Regions from separate parts of the Mus musculus genome. Here region 2 is linked to region 1. Evidence: chromatin loops called from intact Hi-C (ENCODE). Cell type or tissue: left cerebral cortex. All regions are shown on one strand. Links, peaks and the distances in the headings refer to the core of each region. The heading gives the core; the rest is flanking DNA.

Region 1 (8,345 bases), core at 309-8,308:
TATGAATTCTCTCATTATTATGTAGACTAACCTCAATTTGTTTAATATTAGAGATGAAAGACATTTTTATTTTCTTTTTACTTAAGTGTTTCATGAGGTATAATTTGATCAAAGTGTTGGAAGCATAAAGAATCTGTGGTCCCACTTTTGTTTCTGTCTTTGCTATGATAAACATGATCTGTGGAGATATGGGGACAAGGCTTTTCTGCATGCATGCTTAAGTGAAACATAAATTCATGTAAAAAGTCTACCACAGTTTTCTTCCATGCATTTATAACAATGCAGACTGCTGTCAGGGTATCTGAGACCTGAGAGATTATGTTGTCCTGACTTTAAATATCCCTTTTATTAGGCTTTGCATGTGTGTGTGTGATGTTGTGAGATTTTACTCATTACATTGGTATCAAGTGTCATAGACACAATATTGGTTAGCTATGGGCATATCAGGTTTTTTTTAAGCCTGAAAATCTAGATGAATATTGAGCAATGATGAGTCAAGGCATAGACAAGTTGGACAGAAGAAGGGCTCTTAGCAGACAGAGATGTACTAGGAATACATTTATACTTGCACAGGTGTTGGAGAAGAAAGTCTATTGGATTATTTAAAGGTAGCATTCATCTTTATGGACAAAGATCAGATTAGATTTCTATAGCAGAGAAAGAAGGATCGTGTGGAGAAGCATGCTAATACATTCATGAGGAGATCATAAGTCGTGTCAAACAGACATTGAACATTAAGACCTATACATGATTTTACATAAAGATCAGATCACAGAATTCATATCAAAACCATGAAAATTTAAAATTAGAATTAAATAACGCAGTGTAAGGATTTGCTTAAAATGTATAGAGTTCTCATATATAAAACTAAGATAAAAAAGAAATATCCAGGGGGAATAACCACTTCTTTGTTTAAGATGGTCATTTGAATGTGACATAAGATATTGTATTGCTAAGGTAGGAAAGTGTTTTAAATTTGTAGTTAAAGATGTAAGGGTGCTACACGACGCCTTCACAAATGTATAAAAGTTGCACAGAAAGAAAGAAATCATTAGACAAATTTTGCAAAATTTTCACAATGCAAAAAATACAAACAAGAGACAACAAAAACAAAAAACAGAAAACAAAAGTAAGAGTCAATTTATAAAGAGTTCATTAGGACTGATGGGGTTAATATCTTACTTCATGGGCTGTATTAATTTTCCTGGTTTGTGGCAGAGGGTGATAAACAAATTATTGGGATAGATTTCAAACAGCAGAACATGGAAAAACTCATTAGCTTCTTTTGGCCTCAAGCTATCAATGTTTCTACCTGTGATTAATGATCCTTTCTGTCTGTCCTCAGCCTTGGAAATAGGTGGAAGTCTGCAAAGGAAACTTTATATCTTTTTTATTTGGCACCTTGAAAAAAAATTGTCGTTTAAAGGTTAATTTCTCAACCCAAGAAGTTTCTTTGTTAGCATGAATAGGAGAATTGTTTTCAAGTAGAAGATGTCAAATTAGAATGACTAAAACTTGCATGTATTTTGGCAATTCTGAGTTAAATATTAGCTGAAAGTGGTCACATACACCTTTGATCTCAGCACTCAGAAGGCAGAGGCAAGTGGATCTCTGTGAATTCAAGGTCTGCCTGGTCATCATAGCAAATTGTAATCCATCTTAGTGAGATTATGTCTCAAAATATTTGTATTGTATTGTAAAAGTATGTAAGTACATTTTCTATATAATATCCATCACATATATTATAAACTTATGTAGACTAATTTAAGTAGTTATACATCAGCAAAGGTATATAATCATATATATATATATATAACTAAATATACAATACATATATAACATATAAGTATATGTGAATAAACATATACATATAATTATACATATAAACTATAAATTCATACAAACACATTAAGCAATGACTAATAACAGGACCAGGTTCCAGGTCACATTGTGTCATAGTAAGAACATGGGGCTTTAATCAGACAATCCTCTCTCCTGTCTCTCTTTCCTACTAACTTTGTAACTTTAGAGAAACAACTTAGTTTCTTTATGTCTCTTACCCACTTAAGTTAATGAAATTGACTATGAATTAATGAACTAGTGAATTAGGTAGCAAGTCCAGAACAAAGCTGCTTGTTACTAATGCGAACACACAGTAGTAGTCACAGATCCCTAAGCTCTGTGTTCTTTCTGATACATTACCCAAGGCTCTAGTTCATGTAACTTGCAGCACTTTCTAATACAACGATACCTCATGGGAAGTATGGTTGTCCCTTCTGCTTCTTTCTAAGCAGCAACAGGATCTCAACATGAAAGCATAGATGAGATATCAAAGTCATAGATAAATCAAAGGCTACATGCTATATGTGGTGGCTTGAACACTTCATTGATCTGAGGTCCCACAAATGTTATCCTTCTTGGAGATGTGTTTTCTTATGAAGTATCAGTGAATGAGATGTGCATGGTTTCATAGGCTATGTGATGAACACATAAATAACTAAGGGCTGTAGAGCATTTTACATTTTTTACAAAGCACTTTCACATTTACAAACCCTATGTCTTTGGCCTCTCAAGCTTATGTGAATGGGCATTAAGGCATTTTAAAAAATAGTTTTTCCATTAAGATAGGATTTGGCTCTAGAGACTACATACAGAATCATCCTTGACTTTTTAAAAAATATATATAAATAACATTTAAAGGAACTGCATTATTATCTTGCCAGAGCACTATTCACATAAAAATGATATTTTCTTTAGTCTATTTATGATTATATATATATATATATATATATGCACATATATTATACACTTAAATAAGCTTATGAAATAGTAGGCTTTTCTTTGGCCTTTGAAATCATTTTATTTACTCCTCTTCTCTCTTCCTTCCTTATTATTCTCCCCCTCCCTAGTTATATTCCCCTCCCATCTTTGTTTTTTTTTTTTTTCCCTTCATAGCACCTGTGTCCTACTGTCACTCTCTAGGGCTCCTTATCCCCTCCTCCTCATGTGGCCCCTTACATTCCTGGATATTATGGTTATTCTAAGTTACATATTCAAACATGAGGATGCAGAGCCAGGATAGTCAACTAGTAAGTCTTAGACCCATCGTCTCCACCTTTCAATGCTGGGATTATAAGCATGCACAGCCACTCCCATTTTTTTAATTGGATATTTTATTTATTTACATTTCAAATGTGATTCCCCTATCCTGGATTCCCCTCTGGAAACCCCCATGCCATCACCCTCCCCTGCTTCTATAAGGGTGCTCCCCCATCCACCCACCAACTCAAGTGTCCCCAACCTGGCATTCCCCTACACTGGGACATCAAGCCTTTACAGGACCAAGGGCCTCTCCTCCCATTGATGCCCAACAAGGCCATCCTTTGCTACATAAGCAGCTGGAGCCATGGGTCCCTCCCATATGTACTCGTTGGTTGGTGGTTTATTCTCTGGGAGCTCTAGGAGGTCTGGTTGATTGATATTGTTATTCTTCCCATGAGGTTTGAAATCCCTTCAGCTCCTTTAGTTCATTCTCTAACTCCTCCATAACCCAGCCCTCCCATTAAGTCTCTAATACACTGAAATCTTTAAACAGAGAGTCCTGGCAATGAAGAGTTTCTGGAAAGCTAATATTATTAATATTATTTTTCTCAATCTTTTAAAAAAAATTTATTAGATATTTTCTTCATTTACATTTCAAATGCTATCCCAAAAGTCCCCTACACCCTCCTCCCACCCTGTTCCCCTACCCACTCAGTCCCACTTCTTGACCCTGGCATTCCCCTGTACTGGGGCATATAAAGTTTTTAAGACCAAGGAATCTCTCTTCCCAATGATGGCCGACTAGGCCATGTTCTGCTACATATGCAGCTAGAGACATGAGCTCTAGGGGTACTGATTAGTTCATATTGTTGTTCCACCTATAGGGTTGCAGACCCCTTCAGCTGATGAGAACTGATGAAGTGTGAGAACTGATGTCAGATCCATAGCGTCCATATTAAAACACAGCCACCACCACCACCATCACCACCATTTCCACCACCACCACCAGAACCACCTGTGTGAGCATGGCAACTTGCTTGTAAAACCAGCACTCTGGAGGCAGAGACAAGGGTTTCTGGGAAAGCCTGCTATGCAGATTAGATGAATCAGTGAGCTCTGGGATCATCAAGAGATTCTGTTCCAATAAATGAAGTAGAGATCAGTCAAGGAAGACACCCATTAGCTATGGGCCATTATACAGATACCCACACATGCATATGCACCTGTACACACATGTAATCACACACACAAGCCGTCTGTGCACATCCCACAGACATGTAGATTCTTTATCTCATAATTCTTCCTCCGCATTTTGAGAATTTTTGTTTATTCTTTCTTGGTGAATTCAACATTTACTGAGATAATTTGCTATTGTTGGTTGGATTTTTGTAAACATAAAATATATTTATTTAAAATCAAATATTGCAAAATTAATTTCTTTCTTATTATCTTTCAGTCTGCCTATGTCTCCTCCATTGACTTCTCCTTTTGGTATTTGTAAATTGGCAAAACTAATTACTTGGTCATTTTTTGCCAGATCCTCTTTACTCTGAACCCATCTTTCTACTTTCCTCACAAGTAAGTGGGTTACATTCCAAGGATGTTGTAACTTCCTATAGAATGAGAAAACAAAACTTACAGTGTAAAATGTGCATGGAAAGCTATACAGAAAATACTAAATAATTTCAAGATGATCTCAGTATATAAATGAATATGTCTGAGAATTTACTCCTACATTGCATTCAAGGCCCAGCATTAAACATCAAAAGAACAGATGGTTTCTTAAGTCTCAACATGAAGGACTGAAACCTACTTTGCCTAGCTTAAAAGTGTCCCTATGTTTTCTGTGTATTGCTTTGAATATATGACTTCATTAACACATAAAAACTGAGGATTTGACTCAGAACTCAACACCCCTCATGTTATAGGAATGAGAAGATAGAGAAATACTGTAAAAATTGAGAATGGTGGTGGATGCCCTTGACATTGGAGAGTTGGAAAATACAGTCCTGGATGCAAGATGGGACCTGAGGGAAGTGCTTGATTTGAATTGGAATCCAGGACACCTGGAGGCAGTACAAGGATGGTGAGCTGAAGTCAGAATATGTTATCCATGGCACACAGAGTTTCCCCTTTCTCTCTTATAACCTTTGAGACAAGACAAATTTTAGACTATAGGTATTCAATTATCTAAATCCCTCCGTTTTGTCCTCACTAGGAGAGTATGGGAGCCATATGATTAGTTTATTTAGAGACATGTGGACATGTAGAGATATGTCTTTTGGTTAACACAACTCCATAACACTTATTTAATTACTACAGTGTTAAGTTTGAGTAGTGAGGCTGTTGAAGAGCCAGAGTCTGAAAGGTCATTTTCAAGCAGAGATGCTCTTTTCTTAGGAAACTCCTTGAGGATCCAGTTTATCAAAATTTTGTCCTGTTGCATTTACTGATCTGTGTAATTTCACATTTAGAAAGAATGCAAAGTAGGTTAGTCAGCAGCTGTTAGACTCTACTAACAAATGACCAGGCAAAGAGAGAGTTTAATAACACACAATAGTGGCTTCTTTCACACATATCTTCAAATATTTTATACCCCCCAACATCCTTCTTCTGTCCATTTTCCTTTTAGGATCCTGGGTTTTGGATAAGAATTAAGGTTTTTTTTTAATGGATTTTAATTTCTCCCCAAATGTTCTCTATCAGATGCTATTTTAGTTGAAGTTTAGATGAGTTTCAAAGTAGTAGTACAAATGTGGATTTACTACCAATCTATCTGTGTAGTATCAAAAGGTAAGGACAAAAATATATTGCAGACAGAGTTGAGTTAATCTTTTTCAGTCTGGCCAATGGTCCTACATTCCATATGGGCATAACATGCAAGGCTGTTTGTGCTGCATTTCTCAAAATGGTCCTGTTAAATGAGCTCTTAATATTGTTTGGAAGCTAATATTAATTGCCCTGGAAAATGTGGATTAAATACTTAAATAAAAGTTCAGTTGCTAAATTTAACATGAAAGAGTTGCAAAACATTGCACTTGGTTAACATTCAATTGTTCAAAGTAATTGAAATTTGAATTTGTTTGCTACTGATTATGAAATAAAGCATTTTTTTGCTATACTTGGACAAAAGATTTGTGTCCTGCATATGCTTGGAATCTGCTGAAATAGCTGCTTTCCTAACCAGCCTTCCTAACCAAATGAGTCATTTGTTTGCTTCATTTCTTCTTAAGACCTGCGAGGAGGTTTTCCAAGCTGTCCCTCTTGTAGCAGATGGAGTTCTCACAGGAGTCCATCCCTATAGCAACAACAGCTGCACTGGCGATTAGTGCTCTATGGGATTTCTGAATAGCTTGTAAGGCCATTGCCATCTGAAAACCTCTCCTTCTACCATTGGGATCCCTGCTGATGCCATTTGGATAATGTCTGGTTTGACCTGAATCTCAGAGGAGACCGCTATCTTGCATATAACTTAAGGAGAACACTCACCATAAAATTAAATTATATGTGGGAAATAGGTATGCTTCTTTTCTAGCTTGTTCTTTTAAATCCTATGACCTGAGTATTTGACTTACTCATACACAGTTATCTGGCATAGATAGGTATATAGCTCAGATTTCATGGTTGAGGAAGAGTAACGTTATGTGGCTTATTGGATTATGCCTTCCATAAAAGCATGGGCCATAACAGAAGTTTTCCATGAATTCAGTTCAGTAGTGAGTGCAGGGCAAGTGGTAAAATCATCCTGCCACACACCTTCTAGGCTGCCAAGCACCTGGCATAGGCTTTCTAGGTGCCTTTTTCATAAATCTGTCAGTGGTCTTTCTAATTTCAAACAAATATTAATACAGTCACAACATTGGTCACATATTGCATAAACATGGGTAGCAGTTCAAGTGCTGCCAGTTTAAAGAGGCTTAGTGGAAATTCTTGACTACCGATAGTGCTAATATGAAGTTTAAAATTTGGAGGGTATACTTGTGAGAATAATTTCAGCCCAATCAATAGGTTTGACAAATATTACCATAATGATGGATTGCATGTGTGGAGCAATCCTGACTTGGTACCAAGATATGCTTTCATTTTTGCTAAACCCACCATTGCTCAGGATCTAGCATCTGGCTTCTTTCAAACTTCTTTGAGTTCCTCTAAGACTGGTGGTCACAGAAAATCAATAGAGGAGCAGGGTGTGGTTTTAGGATTGAATGTTCATGTTTACAGCCACTATGGACTCACTGGGACTTGAGTGCATGGGAGAAAATAGGTCAGGTGGAAACTTAGAAAAAACCTATTGCTTCTGTTACAGAAAAAGCTTTTGCTAACTTACACCAGTAAATTATATATTTAGGGATTTTTTTTTTCAGAAGTAAACCCTGTCTGAAAGCTAATTTGTATGCCTTAGTTTAAGCTCACATCCAGGCTACAACTATTCTGCAGTGAAAAGGAGTCTATCATCAGAGTCCACATATAATTCTAACCAGACACTTGCCTTGTATTCTACAGCCTGCATGTCCAGACTGTCAAAAGGATCATCATTTCACCCCACGGTTTGTGTCAGATAAACACAGTTTTCCTATCATACACTCAGTACAGTGTGATTGCATGTGGCTGCATCGAGAATTTCTTATTTATAGAGTAGAAGCACAGCATCACATGATATCTAAAATGCTACGTGCATCGGGGCTACCTTGGACTCACTCCAAGGACATTTGGAGCTCTTGGAAGTGTTCACAAAGGTACTCATTATAACGGGGTCTTGTTTGGAGCACAGCTCATGAATGTGGACCTTGTGGGTAGTGTTACAAGGAAGCTCGGTTTTGCAGGGATGCGTCCCCTTGCCAGAGAACCGTGTCTGCTTCCCATAAGTGCATCCCTTATGCTGCCAGCTGTTCACTGTTATCATTTGCAGTCTGCAGCCTGGTTCCACTCTCTGGCTTCCTCCAGGGTGAGAGGGAAGCAGGGACACCTGCTGCAGATCTCAGGCTTTTCCTTTCTGCAGTAGCTGTCTCTAATTGCCTTTTTTTCTCCCCAATGCTGGGATTTCAACTTGCTTACTGTCTCTGTGTCCTTACTTTTTCCTTTTGAATGTTGTCTTTGAGAATTTAGAGCATGAATACTGTATTTCCATGATTTGGCACTGCTCTCTCCCCCTCCCCACTAACTTCTCCTATGTCCCCCCTACATGTCAAACTCATAATGACCTCTTTTCCTTTAATTATTATTGTTTTACACACACACACACACACACACACACACACACACACACACACACACACACACGTAAACATGTAAGTATAGCCTGC
Region 2 (8,345 bases), core at 96-8,095, 320 kb after region 1:
TGGATATGTGTGTAGCATCATCATGTGGTAAAACAGTTTTATTTTAGTGCTGTTTGAATCTGAGCCAAGGGAATTTTTTATTTCAGAGCTATCCAATCACTTGCTGTCTTCAGACCATTTTGTACAGAGAAAAATTGGATGATCGTGACCTCTGCGGCAGACACAATAGTGCTTATTCCATGATCCTGGAGTACAGGGAACAGGATATTAAAAGGATGTGTAGGGTAGTGACAATAATAATGGGCTGTAAAATGCAAGCTACACACAGAAAGACAAGATTTACAGCATTGAGGAACACGGAGAAGACAGAAATTCCAAATGATGAGTTTAACAAAGAGAGGAAGTGAGTTGGAGAGAAAAGTATTGGCAATCAATGATGCAGATGCTTGAAATTGAAGCTTTGGAGAGCGTGGAGCTTGGGCAGTCCCAAAGTTCACATTACAACCATAGTGTTGTGGTCAAAGTAGGGAGCAAAAGCTGTCTCTGAAGAGAAGGGTGTTTGTTTGTTTGTTTTCTTCAAAATTGTGTTCCCAGAGAACACAATTATCTTAAGCTTTATTTTCTTTTAGGTAAACTATGTGGCAAAATAATTTATTTCGATTAATAGTTGCTAGATTCAATTTCTTTATTTCCAAGATTCATGAATGCCATTTAGTTAATTGTTCTTCTTAAGTTGAACCATGCTGTAGTAAATAAGAAATTCCACTTTCGGTTAAATAGCCATAAATTTAAATTTCCCTGATCCCTTCCGATGTGCATAGGAGAGTTTTATCTTAATAGAATGAACTTTAAATTTAAATTTTCTTTTAACTATACTATAAAGCCTGAGGTAATTGTATCTTTTTCTACTGTTTAGTACTGGCCTACTGTATTTTTATGTACAACCTATAACAGATGATAAATATTGTAACAAGGCCAACTAAGATACTGCACCTATCATAAAGGGGCATTGTTTTATTTTTAGACGCATCATGGACATTAAAACTCTGGCTAATATGATGTGGTAATAGTTTTTAATTTGTTATGCATTGAGATGTATAGGGAAAGATGAGCTTTAATCAAAGGCAAGGTTTAACACCAGACCCTGAAGCCCCTAGGCACTGCCGCATAAAGAGGATAATCCAAGTGCTTTCATTGACACAAGAGCATTAGATTCAATTATTTTGTCTAAAGGAAAGCAATCATGGAGAGTGCATTGTTCCCGGAAAACCATTCCAGGAAAACAGGCTGCCAGACTTCTGGCCCCTGACTAGGCTGTCTGTGACATCTATATTTCAGTCCATCCCATTACTCCACTTGAGAGCATTAAGCAGATGTGAACCTGTTGTGCATAAAAATGGGTCATTGGTCCATTTACAGGAACTAACACATCCACAAATAAATATTTGACTCTTAAGCAGTATCTCTTGTGATTCATATTTACACATCATTGACTATTAGGATGAAGGGTGGAGATTTTGTTTTTACAACTACATGAATGATTTTTTTAATGGACTTCAAAAGTGCCAGGAAGTACACTTCTCAATTCACATGCTTACCATTGTAATATGTACAATGAAAATATCTGTAAAATACTTTTTGTTCTTAAATAGGAAAAAAATGCTTTTGACTAAAGTCTGGCCTTCATTTACACTTTCATTTGAATCCCACAAATATCCTGAGGGATCACTGGGTAGGATATAACTAGCCCTGTTTGATAAGTGAATGAATCTCTTTGGAAATTAATCTGTGAATCATCACACATGATCCAAGAGCAGAATTCCAAACAAAATTTCCTAATTAGGATGGGAAAAACATGACAGAGAAAGGGTATTGTACTGTTTGTGTGTGTGTGTATGTGTGTGTGTGTGTATGTGTTTTAGAGAGAGAGAGAGAGAGAGAGAGAGAGAGAGAGAGAGAGAGAGAGAGAGTTACAGAGTTACAGAGTTACAGATGATTTCCTTAATTTTTTGAAGCTTCTTCCTGGAAAGAGAGTGGATTTCCTGTTTTCTTTAGAAATGGGGGTTTTGGGGTGACATGTAATTTTCTATATTTTGCCTTATTGCTCACTTCTATATTTCTGTTCTACAATATTTTTGCTTTTTACTATTTATACTACTGAAGATGTATTTTAGACATTTAGGTTGAAACCCTTTAATGAATGTCAAGAAATTATTCACTTATTAATTATAGACTTTATTTTAATGTGGGTCTGAATTTCATTTAAATATCTGATCACATAGAATTTATGTTTTTATATTAAATAAGCAGGTTAGATGTATAGGAATCAAAGTTATGCACAGTGTTTGATCATCTTCCTCCAGAATTCTAGAGTTTTAAGTTTCACTAAGATAGATATAGTGAAAACAGAAAGTGACAATAGATAAGATCTTCAAACTGTAGAAGAAAGAATTAATTGATAGAGGTTTCAGAGGCAGGCTGGTGTTCAATACAGGCTCTGATAAATTAGAGATACATTTTTAAATGGAGGTGTAGTTTGAAGTCAATAAGTCCCCACAGCAGCAGGATCATATGTGTTGAAAATAAAATGCAAAAGAAGGCTGATCTGGTTCCCAAAAGCCTCACTTGCCTTACAAAGGCTCTGTCTCAAGGACAAAGCCCAAAGACTGTAAAGAAAGAGGACTTCATCCTATTTCTTAGGAGTATTTTCCTATTGCTGGGGAATACCAAGGAAGTCTGTGTGAGGGGCTGCTGGTTAATTTGTTTGTCCTCTTAACAGAATTGACAGTTCCTAAAGATGCTAGTTCCTGGTCACATCTGTGAGGGATTATCTAAGTTAGATTAATTGAGATGGGAAGACTTATTCTAATTTGGGAAGTAGATGCCATTCCATAGGCCATGGCCCTAAACATAATAGAAAGGAAAAAATTGTCCTAAGCCCAAGTTCATCACTTCCTGCTTCCTGACTATGGACACAATGAGATGAGCCTGTCTGTGATGGATACAATGTGAAGAGCCATGACCAGCTACTGCAGTCACATGCTCCCCACCAAGATGAACTGAATACCTATGAACTATGAGACATAACAACCTCTCATTCCTTTAAGCTGCATCCAGGCAGGTATTTGTCCACAGAAGTGATGAAAGGGATCCACCCGATAATCAGCATCCAAACGCTGACACCATTGCATACACTTGCAAGATTTTATCGAAAGGACCCAGATGTAGCTGTCTCTTGTGAGACTATGCCGGGGCCTAGCAAACACAGAAGTGGATGCTCACAGTCAGCTAATGGATGGATCACAGGGCTCCCAATGGAGGAGCTAGAGAAAGTACCCAAGGAGCTAAAGGGATCTGCAACCCTATAGGTGGAACAACATTACGAACTAACAAGTACCCCGGAGCTCTTGACTCTAGCTGCATATGTATCAAAAGATGGCCTAGTCGGCCATCACTGGAAAGAGAGGCCCTTTGGACACGCAAACTTTATATGCCCCAGTACAGGGGAACGCCAGGGCCAAAAAGGGGAAGTGGGTGGGTAGGGGAGTGGGGGTGGGTGGGTATGGGGGACTTTTGGTATAGCATTGGAAATGTAAATGAGCTAAATACCTAATAAAAATGGAAAAAAAAAAGAAAGTAATCAACACATTGTTCACAGGCAAATGACAATGCAAAGCCTTGGAGACAGCTTGGAAAACAGGCAGCATGTATAAATGCTTGATAGAAAACTAAGGAGTTATTATATGTTAGTCAAATATATATACCTAGAATATAGGTATCAAATTCTTTAAAATGAGCAAAAACTTGGAAAGTCTTCATCTACAGAAGACAACTTCAATAAAGGTGAGAGGAGTGGTGAAGAGAACCACAGTACTTTCTCAGTGAGATATACTTTGATGTGCTTATGTTTTGAATTAACAGAACCAATTAATCTTTCAGTCACCACAAGGCATGGGCATTTGAATCTATAGTAATATCTTAACGGTAAGCAAGGAGACCATTAACTCACACTGATACGTTAGAAAGACTTTAGATTATGTTGGGGAAAACTGGTACATTTTTAGTCCTCAACAGTTTTAGTTTTCAATCTTAATTTTTTTATATGCATGTCCATTGTTTCTTTCCTCTCCTCTCCTCTCCTCTCCTCTCCTCTCCTCTCCTCTCCTCTCCTCTCCTCTCCTCTCCTCTCCTCTCCTCTCCTCTCCTCTCCTCTCCTCTCTTCTCTTTCCTTTCCTTTTTTTCTTTCTCTTCTTTCTTTCTTTCTCCCCCCCCCCTCTCTCTCTCTCTCTCTCTCTCTCTCTCTCTCTCTTTGAGGCACATTTTTTTTCCTCTCCATCATGATTTGGTTTAAAGTTTAAAAATATTTTCTGAACTCTAAGCAGATTATTTTACCATGCTTAAGCACACTAAATCTCCTTGTACAGTCTTTAAGCTTTCAACCAAGAAATTTGACATGGCCATTAATTTACAAGGCACCAGGGTCTGAAGAAGCACATTCTACAAAGGTTTGAGGAGGGCAGACACCTTATGCTTGAGACAGAGCTGACATTAAAGCTTGCTTCATTCCAGTCCTATGATTTTATTTGGCAAATTATACCATTTCTCTGCTAGAAGGTCAATGAATGTCTGGCAGTATAATTGGGAGCTTTACAAATTCCAAGTTAACTCATTTTTCTGGCTGTGAAATGTGGAGCCAGAAATAACTTTGGGTCATACCAATCTTTTTACTGCCAAGATTATGGGAAAACAGATTTTGCAAAATACAGTAGGCATTTTGCTAGTTTTGCTCATAAAGCAATGGTGGTGGTGTTGGTGGTTGTGGTGGAGGAGGAGGATGTTGAGGTGGTGGTGGTGGTGGTGGTGGTGGTGGTGGTGGTGGTGGTGATGGTGGTGGTGGTGGTGATGGTGGTGGTGGTGGTGGTGGTGGTGGTGGTGCTGGTGGTGCTGGTGGTGCTGGTGATGGTGATGGTGAAGGTGATGATAATGGTGATGGTGATATGAAGAAGTGTTTGTTTGTGATGTATGTCAAATGCCATGTCATAGATGATAATCTAAGCTTGAAAAGCAATGAGCTACAATTTGACTGGTCGTGACACTGCTTAGGAAACAATGAATAGTGAAACTGTGCTGCAGACCATAACATCTGCCACTTCCATTTGTTTTTTCCCTCAAATCTGTGGGAGTGCTTTGTATGTTAGCACTAATAGGAGAGTGTATTCTCCCTTCAAGGATCATGTGTGAGCTGCCTTGAGATTTGAGAGCAAAGGTAACTGACTCTCATAAGCATATGGTTTCATCTCCAGAGTATAAGTGTGTGGGCAGAACAAAGAACAGAGCCTTGGCTGCTGTTCTCAGAATGCCATGGCTGTCAATTAAGATACTTTACAAAGCTAAAGGAGAATGAGATCCACTCCAGAGACTGGTTCAAAGAAGATTTGTTTAGAGCTCCTACTGTGTTATCTCAGGAATCTAAATTATCTATAAAAATCATATGATAGGCAGACATTGAGTTTCCATTTTGATATTTAAAAAGTAGCACTGAAAAAATTAATATCCCCAAGGACAGAGAGCTAGTCAGTAGCTTGAATTTTAGGTGTGTTAAGTTTGCAAATTGGCTACTGGGCTATGGGAAAGAGCATGTGAAGATAGGACATTTACAGATAATAAAATAATGATTGGCTAATCATTCTTGCCTCACAGAGTCCTCACAGTTTCCTCTCAATGACTGTTTGAGACTGCCAAAGTTAAAAGAATTCAAAATAAGAAGGGTTCTGAAAATTAGTTTGTGTTTTTTTCTCAGGAGGTCATGACTTCCCTTCGATTCTGTTATTTTGTCCTCCTGATTATTGCTGGAAATAATTCATGTTCTAATGCCCTTGGGGAGCTTGGTGATCAGTGAAGATGATCAACTAAGGAGTTAATAAAGTGGGGTAGTGTGCTGACATTTAAGACCTAGAGAAAGACCTTGAGAAATGACACAAGGGTCATTGTTTATTTCTGTCTCTGGACAGGAGAAGCAGTATCCTCTGACAGAACAGGGAAGAGGCTTGGAGTCTAGCCTTGGTGAAACCCATCTGATGATGGGAAGTTTCCTCATAGGAAACTACACAGACAAAAACCCTCCATGTGATTTAACAAAAGGAACATCAGTGACTGCAGGCTGAGGTCATAAGTCACCTGACTTTTTATACTTTAGGCTGAACACTTTTGTCATCTTGTTGGTTCTGAATGTTCTATCAACAATCTGGAGTTGTGGTAGAGTGGGAATACATTTTGTTAGAATATTTTTAGGGTCAGGATGGGAAAAAGATGGGTTATCTATAGAGGATCCAGGCCTGATATCACAGAACTGTGTGAAGTATTAGGCCAGAGAAACAGAAATATCTCCAAGGGGTCTTATTTCAAGTGGCATGAGTAAATTTACACTTGGAAATCTGAGCTTGGCATTACTGGGGGAAGATTAGCTAAGAGGCAGTGACATTAATTTAGCCTAGAAGTGATGAGTGCTGTAATCCTAAAGCAGGGCAAGAGGGATGAGGAGGAAGGGATTATGCGGATATCTGCATTAAGTCAGTGGTTGTGATAGCAAACAAACAGTCCATGAGCATTGGAAGATCTCTGTCTTCTCCATCATTAATGGAGAAAATGATAACCTAATAAAAGGGAGAAATGAAGAACATTATTAAGTAAAATCAATGCACAGCTCATTGCTTAGGACTCCTATAAGTTCTTGACTATCACAGAAGATGTACACACTCATCCATTCCTTTAGTGTTTGCTTAATAGCTGTCCCTCTGAGCCAAGCTCTGGGCTAGCAATGGAGCTAGAAGGTAACAAGGTCCCGTGAAGTTCTGCCTGACTAGGCCTGTCACATTGTGTGAGCTTTCCAGATTCCCAGTGTCAGCACCTAATGCCTTCATCTCATGAAACCTCACTCATGTTCTGCATGGGCTGAAAACCCACTTCCTGTCTCGGGCTTTCCTGGATCCTCAGTGGTGGTTACGGCCCCAAGGTTTGCTTTCTTTGTACGGATATGGTGCTTCCTCTAAGACCACCTTGGCTACATGATGCTGAGTTCAGAATGTCTCTGTAGTCTGTTCTTTGAGGTCACTGGCCAGGCCAATTAGGATCGTTCATTGTCCAGTTGGGAATGATGTTGATTTTCTTTATTTTTTATGTTTGTAAGCAGTGAACAACTGGAATAACTTCCAAAGTGGAGCTGTCCCATCTAATTCCCAGGACCTAGGAGGCAGAGGCATGCATATCTCTCTGAATTCTAGGCCAGTCTGGTCTACAGTGTGAGTAGAAGTGAAAATGAAATTTCATTTTCAAGGCTACATTGAGAAACCCTATCTCAAAGAACAAAACAAAACAAAAACAGAATAAAACAAAACAAAACAAAAACCAAAGCAAAACAAATAAACCAAAGAATTACACTCTAGAACACTCTAGAAAGCCTAACCTTTTTTTTTTTTTCAAGAAAGGGTTTTTCTTTCTCTGTATAGCCCTGGCTGTCCTGTAGCTCACTCTGTAGACCAGGCTGGCCTCGAACTCAGAAATCCACCTGCCTCTGCCTTTGCCTCCTGAGTGCTGGGATTAAAGGTGTGAGCCACCACGCCCGGCAACCTAGCCAGTTATAATAGTATTTCAAATAGCCTTTATTTAGTCCCTTCCACAGAGAAGTTCAAGGTCATTATATTAACATCCTCTTTCTAGTTTCTACTTCTACAGTGATAGGAAAAAAAAAAAAAGAAAAGAAATGGAAACAAAAGAAAAGAGAAAAGAGAAAAGAAAAGAAAAGAAAAGAAAAGAAAAGAAAAGAAAAGAAAAGAAAAGAAAAAGGCTAGCTAAGCTCAGTTCTAGAAACTTGGCAGATTCTCAAACTATATTCAAAGTTTATGTTAGTTTTCATAACACAAATATAATACCATGTTCCAGAACGTCCTCATCTTGGGTTGAATTGTTGAAAAAGGTCTCCCACAGTATGAAATTGTATAAATGACATTTAAACTGAATCAGGACATCATGACTTATTTTCCATGTACCTTCCCTTCTCCAAGCCAGAGCACTTGAAGGAGCATGGAGATCTTATTTGTGTATTGAACTAAGTAATGTTTTAATTTTAGAGTCTAAAGTACCATAGGTAATTACATATGTTAATCTTAAAAGCACTTGTCATGTTTTAAGTAAATCCTAAAGATGATGGAATTTGTTCAGGCCTTAATAAATCTTAAAGAGGGTAGAATTTGTTTGGGTCTTAATAAGAACCATATCATAGGCCTGACTCTAGAAATTTAGAATGGATGAAAGGAGATTTTACAGAGTTATGTAATATTTGCATAGGCTCTAATTCTACCTAAACTAATAAGAGAGAGGGGGTGGAAATAGGGGAGCGGGAAAAACAG

The links. Hi-C counts contacts between places; a loop is a spot of excess contacts. Peaks named below come from ENCODE experiments on the same cell type or tissue, not always from the same donor. Only the 100,000 strongest peaks of a DNase experiment are listed, where the experiment ranks them.
Region 2: it touches region 1 in a loop (2.2-fold over the local background); 4 of 42 quality-filtered maps call a loop at or near these places.

The regions. Positions count from the first base shown.
Region 1 is chr1:80,846,678-80,855,022 of GRCm38, forward strand. No RefSeq gene overlaps it. Among named protein-coding and RNA genes, the nearest start is that of Dock10, 92 kb to the left of the region's middle. In left cerebral cortex, for the core only: no CTCF peak of the experiment used is centred there; DNase peaks (open chromatin) are centred at 4,916, 6,300, 7,193 and 7,911; H3K4me3 peaks cover 270 bases; H3K27ac peaks cover 2,484 bases.
Region 2 is chr1:81,168,285-81,176,629 of GRCm38, forward strand. The region is part of intron 2 of Nyap2 (neuronal tyrosine-phophorylated phosphoinositide 3-kinase adaptor 2); the gene reads left to right. Among named protein-coding and RNA genes, the nearest start is that of Nyap2, 95 kb to the left of the region's middle. In left cerebral cortex, for the core only: no CTCF peak of the experiment used is centred there; DNase peaks (open chromatin) are centred at 4,616 and 5,178.